Regions from separate parts of the Homo sapiens genome. Here region 1 is linked to region 2. The links are chromatin loops, found by intact Hi-C in ENCODE. Cell type or tissue: endothelial cell of umbilical vein. All regions are shown on one strand. Links, peaks and the distances in the headings refer to the core of each region. The heading gives the core; the rest is flanking DNA.

Evidence for each region. Hi-C counts contacts between places; a loop is a spot of excess contacts. Peaks named below come from ENCODE experiments on the same cell type or tissue, not always from the same donor. Only the 100,000 strongest peaks of a DNase experiment are listed, where the experiment ranks them.
Region 1: a loop joins it to region 2, with 3 times the contacts of the local background. A loop is called at or near these places in 1 of 110 quality-filtered maps.

Annotation. Positions count from the first base shown.
Region 1 is chr11:13,259,704-13,265,079 of GRCh38, forward strand. No RefSeq gene overlaps it. Among named protein-coding and RNA genes, the nearest start is that of BMAL1, 15 kb to the right of the region's middle. RefSeq lists an enhancer at 1,294-2,493. In endothelial cell of umbilical vein, for the core only: no CTCF peak of the experiment used is centred there; DNase peaks (open chromatin) are centred at 1,718 and 2,118; H3K27ac peaks cover 1,867 bases.
Region 2 is chr11:13,103,342-13,108,717 of GRCh38, forward strand. No RefSeq gene overlaps it. Among named protein-coding and RNA genes, the nearest start is that of RASSF10, 97 kb to the left of the region's middle. In endothelial cell of umbilical vein, for the core only: no CTCF peak of the experiment used is centred there; DNase peaks (open chromatin) are centred at 1,530 and 2,160; H3K27ac peaks cover 959 bases.

The sequences.
Region 1 (5,376 bases), core at 76-5,075, 160 kb after region 2:
GAGAGAGGAAATGTCTGAGAAAGGAAGGAAAGTCAGTGTAACCATTTTCCAAAGCAATATCAGGAATTTGCCTAAGTTGGTATTCCTTTATAGCACCTAGGTTGGCTGAGGGCTGAGGACCTGGAGTGCCCTTCTGCAAACACCTGTTAACTAATGGGCTTTTTGTTTGACATGGCATTAAAATTTTTTACTACATACTAAACCTTGTACCCTAACTTCATTCATGTGTCCTTAGGCATTTCTACTCTGTGTGTTGTGTATCTGTGTGGGCGGGGGGCAGAGGGAGAGACAGAGAATGAAAAACAACGACAGAGAGATGGAGGGAGAGAAAAACAGAGGAGAAGGAGGGAGGGAGAGGGAGACTTGGAGTGCAATTTAGGTACGCTATCTGTTCCTATCTTAAACAATTAAATGCAGAAAACGTGCACCCTGAAACTGTTACTCTTTTGAAACTGAATACCATCAGTGTTGGTGCAAGCCAAATGTTGCTGAAAGTCACATTGAATGCAAAAAGCTGCATGGAGGGAGAGCAGCAGGATTGACCATTGCTGCAATGCAGCTTCTTTTAAACTTTTGGCCATTATATGAATGGCAAAGAGTGTAACAGCTGATGTGTAAACTCTCCTTGATTCAATTAAGATGGAGCAAACACAGCACTCATCCCTGGGGAGCCCACAGTCTAATGGGGAAGATCAAGAGCATGGACCGATCCCATACAAGGTAATAGCTGCTAGAAGAGAGGCACGCATCTAGTGCCATGCAAACACAGATCAGGGAGCAACGAACTCAGCAGGGGTGGGAACAGGACCCAGGAGCACTCCTGCAAAAAGAGGTGAGATGTGGGGGGGCGCACTGCAGGGCTGAGCAGGAGGCAGTCAGTAGGCGATGGGATTCCAGGTAGAAGAAACAGCATGAATAAAGAAAGCAGAGCTAAAAGTACACAATGTTTTCAGGAAATAATGAGCAGGCAAATGTGGTTAGAAGCTCAGGGAGTGGCTGGTAATGAATCTGAAAGTTAGGCAGAAAGTCAAGGAGTGAAGGGCCTTGGATGGCCTATGAAGAATTTTGGAATTTCTGTAGGTGTGTATTCAGGGAGGGTTCCCTCAAAGGCTTTCAGGAGAGGAGGTGATCTGAGAGCTGCGTTTAGAAAGATGACTGACTACTGCGTGACAGATGGACAGAGGGGCAAGTCAGGGCAAGCAGATGAGACAGGATTCTTGTTTAGGACACTGTTCCTCCTCCACCCCACCCTCACCTCAGCCTGGCCTCTGTACACGAATAGGTCTAATGGCGGATCGAGAAAAACACCAGTCAGCTTCCGCTCTTCCTCCATGGCAGGGCCGACCTCGGCACATCCACACTGCGGTTTTCTCTTGGAAGGAAGGATCAGGCTAGCGGGGCAGTGTCCTCATGAGGCCTCGTGCACACCCCTAAATCCTCCGTTAGGAGATGCCTGTAGGCCTGTAGCAGCCGCAGACAGAGCTGAGCCCTGGCTTCAGACTCTTCCCTAGAAGGAGCAATGAGGAAGTTTATCCTCTACCTTCCCAGGAGAGTATCTGCTTGATGCTGGGTTATCTCCTAAACTGAATTTTGATTACTTTGTATTTAAGTTTAGGAACGTCTCTGTCATTTGGGAACTGCTTTTCTGGCTGCAGCTCAACAGTGGCGAACATGGACACTGGGAACAGGCCCAGAGTCCTGAAATGATTAATATCCTGTGTTGTGGGACGTCCAAACGCATGGATAGCCAAAGCATTTAGAGAGCCAGGCTAGGCAGTGCAGTGTGATGGCAGACAAGTCCCTTGAGTTATACGGGGGGAAAGATGCTACAATTCCATACACTAAATCAATGAAATTGAATAAAGGTTCTGAACCAAACCTCCCTGTGGACATTGACTTTCGGGAAATGGCTCGGGGCTGGTTGGTCTGCAGAGCTCTGGCACGGCTTCTCCAGGGAGACTCAGCCGATCCCAGGTTTACCATCTTACACTCTAGACCTGATCCCTCACTTTGACCAGTGGCAGCCCTGATCTCCTGACTGCCACAGATCAATTGCTTTGTTTATCTTATTGTCAGCCTGTTTTGGAAACACTCTCCTAGACTCCTTTCTGACTCATAGGTTAAGGAGCGTGAGTAATTCTTCTGGAACTCACTTGGAACAGGAGGGAACCCTTCCCATTTGATTTCCGGTCCTAAAAAAAGACAAGATAGTTCACACAGGATGCTAATTAGTTTTCCTATTCAACAGTTAGCGTGGCCTAGTCCTGTTTGGAAAGCTGCCTTTTGTGCTGCAGGGTTTAGAAATTTGAATACCTCCAGCTTTTATTCAGAATTTATAAAATGACACCAGAATATCGTTTTGTTGTGATTAGTTTTGCTGCTAAAACTAGGGTTTTTGGTTTTGTTTTGTTTTTTTACAGAGAAAACCCAAATGATTTCTCTTATGAGACATAAAAATGAGGAGAAATGAACAACCAGATTTCTCTTCTACATTGTTCTCGTTTTATTGTTCGTGGATGAAGGTAAACTCTCATTGTCCTCCTGCTGTATTTTTTGGCCTGTCCTTCTAAGCAGTGATGTAAACTCATGAAAGCTTTCACTCCAAATGGGTGTGACTCTCTTTGTAGCCAGAATGGTTTGGCGTTCACTTTCTATAGCAGAAATGGTAAGAAAGTGGCTTTATATTCTTCTGTTTCTAAACTGGCTTAAGAGAGGACCAGCCCCTTTGTAGAAGTCAGATACCTGAGAGCTTTTCAGGTTGCCTATAGGAAGTATTCTAGCTCTGCTGGGGGAAAAACCACGGAGCGCAAGTTCAAACTCTCACCTTAGGGGCAGGGTTACAGGGAGCTTTAACTTTCTACTTTATGCAGTTTTGTACAGTTTGCATTTTTCACAATGAATGTGGAAGACAGGACGAAAAACCAATCAAAGACTGACTATATTTATTTGGAAATCGTTTCTTCATTCATTTTTGTCTTAGCTGCTCTGTGACCTTGGACAAGTTAATTCACCTCTTTGTCCTTCTCTGTAAAATAAAGGTGGCAATACACCCTATATAAGGCTCTTGTGCACTAAAACATCTAATGCACATAAGTACTCATATTGAGTACACATAGTCATGCTCCGTAAGCTTTACTGTTGTTGTTGCATTGTTGATATCGCTCACTGCCAGTACCCAAGACCCCTCTCTGAAGCATGGCTGTTGAGTGGTGCAGAATGTAACTCTCACCCTTTTGATTGCAAGGAAGAATATTAGTCTTAATTAGAAAAACATTATATTGGGAAGATTTGGAAGAGAAAGGCAAACCCACACGTTTACCCACTTTCTCTCCAATCATTTCTTCAGAAAACAGCTGAGAAGGTCACTGTCCACCCCATGCTTCTTCCAAGTGTAAGTCGGATTAGGTTCCCCCTCACTTGAGCCCTCTAAAGGCTTCCAAAGCACTTTGAATAAAGTCAGACTCACCTGCCCTCCTAGTCCCTCCAGATCTGCTTCTACTCACTTCTTTCCTGGCCTATCCACTCTCCTGCCAGCTCATTAAGCTCTGGCACCCGATCAGACCTCATATGGGCAGCCCACCCTCCTATATCCACTGTTCCTCATGGATCTCAGTCTAAATATCACCTCCTCAGAGAGGCCCTTTCTTGTCTGCTCCCTTCATTATCCTGTACACAGCCCTCTGTCTAGTTCACTGTACTTGACAGAAGCTATAACTAGTTTACTTGCTTGTGGGTTTCTCTCACCAGATTGTAGGCTCCAGGAAGGCAAAGAGTAACCTGGACTGGCATGTAGTAAGTGCTTATTAAATACCCCATAGTAAGTGGGCAAGGGGCAGATCTGTGGAAGGAGTAAGAGAAGGAGAGAAGGGAAAGGAACAAAGGAAGGAAGGGAGGGAGGGAGGGAGGAAGGAAGGAAGGAAAGTCTGCAAAGGAAGGAGAGGTTAACTATTCAAGTGGGTGGCTTTAAAAGTCTAATGACTGGTAGAATGTGGTGCTAATGACAGGAACAGTTTGGGAGGGAGAATAAGATTAAAGAGTAGATTGAGAGCTTGGTTCAAACATGTTGCATTAAAGTGAAACTTCCACCAGGCAGAAAGATGCGGGACGAAAACTCAGGACCAGGCCAGCGCTGGAGATGCCAGGTAGAGAGTGATGAAATGGTATTTAGTCTCTCAGAATGGAAGAAACCTTTAAAGGTCAGGGAAGGAAGGAAAAGAGAAGTAGCTTCTGGGAACCAAACCTTTGGGTTCTAGGGAAAATATGATTGCAAAACAGAAATTTAAAGGAATCTGTAAAGAGCAAGATCATGAGTGGAGCCTGAAGCTTAATTTGACCCAGCGTGGGAAACCTCACCCGGGCAGGACATGGACGGATTGACAGATTGCTGTCTCTGTTCAGGGTCAGTGAATGAGAAGGCACATTCAGACAGACAGGAGATGGAAGATGGTGTGAGGTCATGGCTAATGGAGAAGAGGACAGGTTCTGAAGAAGACACCAATATAGTATAAAATGCCTAAGGACACATTGCTCACAGGTTACTGATACCTCTTAGCAGTGTCCTGCCAATTAATGAGCAGGTGATGGCGATGACACCAGGCAAAATTGTGAAGTCAATGGAGTCTTTCTTTCCCTTCAAGGCTTTTTCTGCTTCCATTTGCCCCTTTCTTGCTGCTGGTGGTGTTTCTCAGAGGGACCATGGAGAAGAGAAAACAGTAGGGCCGTGGAGCTGGAGGGCTCTGGGTTTGTATTACCTACTGCCAGCTGGGTGATTGGGAACATTTTCTCTGTGAGCCTTAGTATTGTTAATCTTTCAGGTGAGGATGATAATATCTACCTCCCGGGTAGTTATGAAGATATCAGAAAGCCTCTGAAAAGCCCCTAGCACACAGTCAGTGCTCTGGAAATGTTAATTCTCTTCCTTCCCAAGGACTTTCACTTTCTGCTCCCTTCCATTCTTATCAGAAATTAGTGAAACTACTTCATCTTTTCTAGGAGTATTGGCATTTAAAGCTTTTTATGCACTTGTGAAATGCATTTTTAATTATTCATTCATTCATTCCACAAATGTTTATTGAATACTTACTACGTTTGTGTCCAGTGCTGGGCTAGGTGCTGGGAGCACAAGGGTGAATGCAACAGACACACCACACCTCAAAGCTTGTTAGGGAAATTAGCTTCATTGTTCTAAAGTATATGCAGGAAGGTGCAGCAGTAGTTCCAAACTCCTGCATGCACCAGAATCGCTTGGAGGGCTCTTTAAAACTGATTGCTGGGCCCCATTCAAAGAGTTTCTGGCTCAGTAAATCTGGAGTAGAGTCTAGGAATCTGCATTTCTAACAAGTTCTCAGGTGCTGTTGCTCCTACTGCTCATGGTTC
Region 2 (5,376 bases), core at 215-5,214:
AGCACAAGGCAGAGAAATTGCATAAATACACATTATCACCAATTGTCATACCCTCCATTTATCTCCACTGAAAGCTCATTTATCCTCTCACAGAAGCCCTTTCTCCCCACCCCCTTTCCCCAGTGAAGTTGGTATATAAACCTTTATTCCTCACTGCTCGGCTATCAATGCTCCCACATGCATGTGGATTTAAAAGAAAGTTTTTCTCCCAACGAGGTGAATGGGTTACTCGTGAAAGAAATGCAGGATTTCAATAAATGAAACTGAGAGGACCAGGTGTGGTGGCTTATGCCTGTAATCCCAGAACTTTGGGATGCTGAGGTGGATGGACTGCTTGAACGCTGGAGTTATTGAGACCAGACTGGGCAACATGGAGAAACCCATCTCTACAAAATATATAAAAATTAGGCAGTGTGGTGGTGTGCGCCTGTGGTCCCAGCTATACAGGAGGCTGAGACATGAGAATCACCTGAACCCAGAAGGTGGAAAATGTAGTGAGCAGAGATTGCACCACTGCACTCCAGCCTGGGCAACAGAGTGGGACTCTGAAAAAAAGAAAGAAAAAGAGAAAGAGAGAGAGAGTACTCCAGCCTGGGCAACAGAGTGAGACACTAAGAAAGAAAGAAAAGAAAAAGAGAAAAAGAAAGAAGAAAGAAAGAAGGAAAGAAAGAAAGAAAGAAAGAAAGAAAGAAAGAGAGGAAGGAAGAAAGAAAGAAAAGAAAAGAAAAAAGGAGGAGGAGGATAGGAAGGAAGAGAGAAAGGAAGAAAGAAAGGAAGAAAGAAAAGAAAAAAAAGAAAAGAAAAGAAGAAGGAGAGGAGGATAGGAAGGAAGAGAGAAAGGAAGAAAGAAAAAGAAAGAAAGAGAAAGAAAGAAAGAAAAAGAAAGAAAGTAAGAGATGTTTGGATGGAAGCCATGTGAACAAAGGAATAGAGGAAGGAAAATACAGGGCAGGTTCGGGGAATGTTCTGCTGTGACTGGAGCAAAGGGTGAATGGAAATCCAGTATAGGAAGCTGAGGCTGGATAACCAAATTACAGCCAACTGGTGGGAGAGTCTTAGACCTTGAGATTTGGGAGGATCCCTAACCCACCTTCTTCATTAGAGCAATAGAAGAGAAACAAGACCAGTGTCTTGGAGAGTATCAATGGCTGGTCAATACCAAAAGGCAAGTAAACGGCAGAGATGGAGGCTAAAGCTCCTGACTCTGAACTCCCTCCCCAGTTTCTTCTTCGCTGCAGCGTGCTGCCTCCTTTGAGATGGATATGGGAGGCAGGTGGAGTTGGTGATGGGACAGAGCTCTCCTGTGTGTTGCCCAGCCTCATTGCCTGCTTTCCTTCTCCAGACACAGTGTAATATCAGTGTTGGCTCCAAACAGCCAGGAGTGGCCAACATGACACGTACCCCTCTGTCCCTATCCTGTGCTGTCAAGCACCTTGTATATAGGCTGTTCCCAAGAGCAGACCAGGAGTGAAGTAGGGCAAGGGGCCCCATTCTTCTCAGCCCAACCAGCACTGGCCATTTCCTCTCTTGGCATGATTTTAGAATTTCCCATTCTCCTCCCTACTGCATTTCCTGCTCAAAGTAGATTTTTTTCCTAGGTCAACTCAGCTGCTCTCTAATTCGGGCAAAACTAGAGATGCAGAGAAAAATGAGAACCTGTTGGGGTTATTTTGGCCTATTGTTCCACACTACAGAGACATTAGATAACGACCTGATCCTGTACCTCTCCTACTCCGCCCCATCCCACGACCCTGGAAGGCATTGTTTGAGTGTTTTGTTTGCATTGTTCAGAGGTTCTCTTAATCTAGTTCAAATTTAAACCTTGATGAAAAAGACAGGTGCAGGCAGCTCTGTGGCTCTCAGTTATTGACCACTCTGTGCAAAAGCCCACACCATGCACACACGTCTTTGCACTGTCCACCATTTGTCCCCCACTTCCTCTTCCTCCCTGTCTGTCTTCCCCACTATTAATCCTTTGCTCCTATCCAGCTGGTCTCTGGATTATTCCCTGAACTTGCCTTGTGTTTTTCCACCTAAAAGCCTTTGTCCCCACCACCTGTCCCCATAAAATGTCCTCCCCACTTTTTTCCATCCAGCCAGATCAGATTCGTTTCACCCTCATTCAACGCCAACTGTTAGTTGGCACTGGGCCAGCACACGTTATCTCATCCTGCAAGGCCTAGCATACATTTATTCTTATCTGGGAAGCTTTCTGGGGCTACCCCAACTGGAAGTGACTACTTCCTCCTTTCTCTCACACTTATTGTCTGTACTGCTCATTTGGTGCTTAATACATCCTAGTACTTTACAATTAATCATTCACTTGCTCATTCATTCATTTAACAAGTATTTACTGAGTGATTATTATTTTGCAGACACTGTGGTAGATGCTGGAGAGATGCAGATGCAAAAGACACCCTGGTTGTCCCCTAGAAACTCACTCTAGTGGTCAAAATTGACACATCAGAAGCTGCTTGTCATAAAATGATGAGTATAGGTCACACTTCAGAAGTCCAGCAGTGGGGCTCCATGATGAATGAGTAAACAGTGGCTCTGTGAAGGTGGAGAGAAAGCGCATTTTCGGAAGGTAGAGGAAGAGCAGGTGCCCAGAGCTGAGGAGCATTGGAATAGGGCTACAAGCAGCACTTGCTGCTGGACCAGAGAATGTTGCCAAAGTATAGAATGTGCAAGATATCATTGGAGGACCTGGAGTTCCAGTCTTAGAGCTTGGCTTCATTCTGAGAGGCATGTTGTGCCATTGAGGGTTTTAAGCAAGGGATTGATTCAAGCTTTGTGGTTTAAGATCACTCTGGCTACTTTCTGAAGGGTGGATAAAACCAGGGAGAGATTTGAGGCAGGAAATTGTTAGGAGGCTGTGGCAATAACCCAAGGCAAGAGACATGAAGGTGGTAATCTCTGCCTGAGAAATGAAGAGACTCGATTTGAGAAATACACAGGATGTATAAAATTATACCGCAGTCACAGCTCTGGAGGCCCTCACAACCGAAAAGTGTGCATAAGTACAATTCAATGTATGGAACCTGTCAAGGATTAAAAAAGTGCTACCAGAGCACAGGAGAGATGGCAGATGACATTGTCTAAGAAATGTGGACCATGTCACGGACTTGTCATTCCTATAACATGGCTATTTATGCACATGTGTCAGACCTCTTCTCCTAGATTTTAGGCTCACTAAAGGCAGGGGACATGGAAAAGCTAAAGGACATCAGCTCTTGTCACAAGCAAGGCCTCTCTGCTCTCCACATTGTGGGTAGGGGTGTCCCAGGGAACTATGTTTGTAGCAGGCAGGTCAGGAGTTTCTGCAGCAAGGGCAGGGCAGGGAAAAAGCATCAAGACATGCTATGAACAGGCCACAGGGGTGATGTCCAGAGCACAGAATTGGAGCCAGGCTAGTCTAAGTTCACATTTCTGCTCCGCTGTCAGCCAGCTATGTGACCTTGGGCAAATAACTTAAGTCAAATTCAGTACTGAGTCAATTTCAGTATTATGTGAAAAATAAATGGAAATCTCTAGGCATGTACCTAGTACCTCTAGAGTACTCTTTGTTATAGATGTAGGTATCACTGATGTTGGCATCTCTTTTCTTATCCCTTCCCCTCACTAATCTGGGAGATCCCTGAGTGCAGCAGAGACTACATCTTACTCATATTTTACCCTCATTTTCTGCCACAGTACTTGCTGCACAGTAGCTGCTCAATCGATGTTTGTTGAATGAGTTCATATGAGCACTTACAATGTTACTTCTGAGCCCAGTAAAATTCCTTAATTTAGATTCACTGCCTACCCCTGAGATAGCACAGAAAAGAAACAAATTTGACAAAGACATTGTTCCTGCCCTCAAGGGGCAGAGATAATTTAAATCAAAGAAAAACTTTAGGTTCTTCAAGGCGCTGTCCTGTATGTTGTTCTCTGCCCACCTCATCTCTTCTCTTTCCTTTCCACACTGTGGTTATCTCATTCATTCACAAGACTTAAATCTATAGTTGATGATTTTCCAATGTATGTCTCCCACAGTGACCTCTCTCTGATCTAGATCAATATATCCAGCTGCCTACTTGACATTGCAAGTAGATTGACATTATCTACTTGCAATCTAATGTCTTAAATTGCACCTTGGACATTTCCACCTAGACTTGCTACTCCTCCAGCATGGCTTTTCTCACTGGGAGGCAGGTTCATCCACCAGATGAATGGTCCAAGCCATTCATCTGGGAGTAATCTTTAACACCTACCTCTCCCTCATGTCTACATCCGATAAAATTTCAGGCTCCCAAAGTAGATCTAGATCTAGGTTCCCTCCTCTTCTCCCGACTCCCACTGCCACCACCATCTCTCATGTGGAGATCATATGACCTCCTCTTGGTAGCCCCATTTTTACTTTTGCTTCTCTTTTTAGATAGTAGCCATAGAAGTATTTAAAACCATTATTCAGACCATAGTACTGATTTAAAAGCCTTTAATGATTTATCTTACAGTTGGGAAGAAATTCGAAATGCTTACCACGACCTGCTGGCCCCATGTGATTGGACTTCCTGCCACTCTCTTGCCTCCTCGCACTCCACTCTGCTTCTTCACTGTTTCAGCTATGCTAGCCTCCTTGTAGTTCTTCAGACACCCCATCCTCCTCTGGCCTTGTGGGTTTTGCATCCCCTGTTTTTCAGAGAAGGCCCTTGGCCCATCTCTTCTCTTAGGTAACTGACAACTCACTGATCCATTAAGCCTCAGCTGAAATGTTCATTCCTCTGGAAGGCCTTTCCTGGTCTCCCTTTCTAAACTAGATCCTTCTTTAAAGTACACATTCGAATTTTTTTATCCCTTGTTCCTTTATCGTACTTATAATTTGTATATGTATATGTTTTTGTGCAACTATTTTGTTTAGCATCTCTGCCCTCATTCTTACCCCAACATGTGCACACACATACACACCCAACTCTGTTGTTTACCATTGCATCTCCAGAGCCTAGCATAGAGCTTGGTCCATAGAACACAGTAGGTCTTTGTTGAATTAATATGTTCAAGGCTGTGAGGAAGAGACAAACATGGGCTGGGAGAGTTCAAAGGAGTTGAACCACCTCTGAATGGTGGTTCAGGCAAGGCTTCAAGGAAGATAAAGCATTTGGTGAAAGATTTGAAAATTGGGTGGAATGAAAAAGGCAGAGGGGAGTGGCACTGAAGGAGTGGGTGGAGGGAGGGGCTTTCCAGGTAGCTGGACAACCTGGCTGGAGAAAGCTGGGTGGTGTCTGAGAAACGATGAGTAACCGGGGTGTCTGGAATACAGGGCTTGTGGAGGGAAGAGGGCCAGAAAGGGCCTTACAAAAAGTAGCTTTTGGACCTATTCTTGAATCTCCAGGAGGT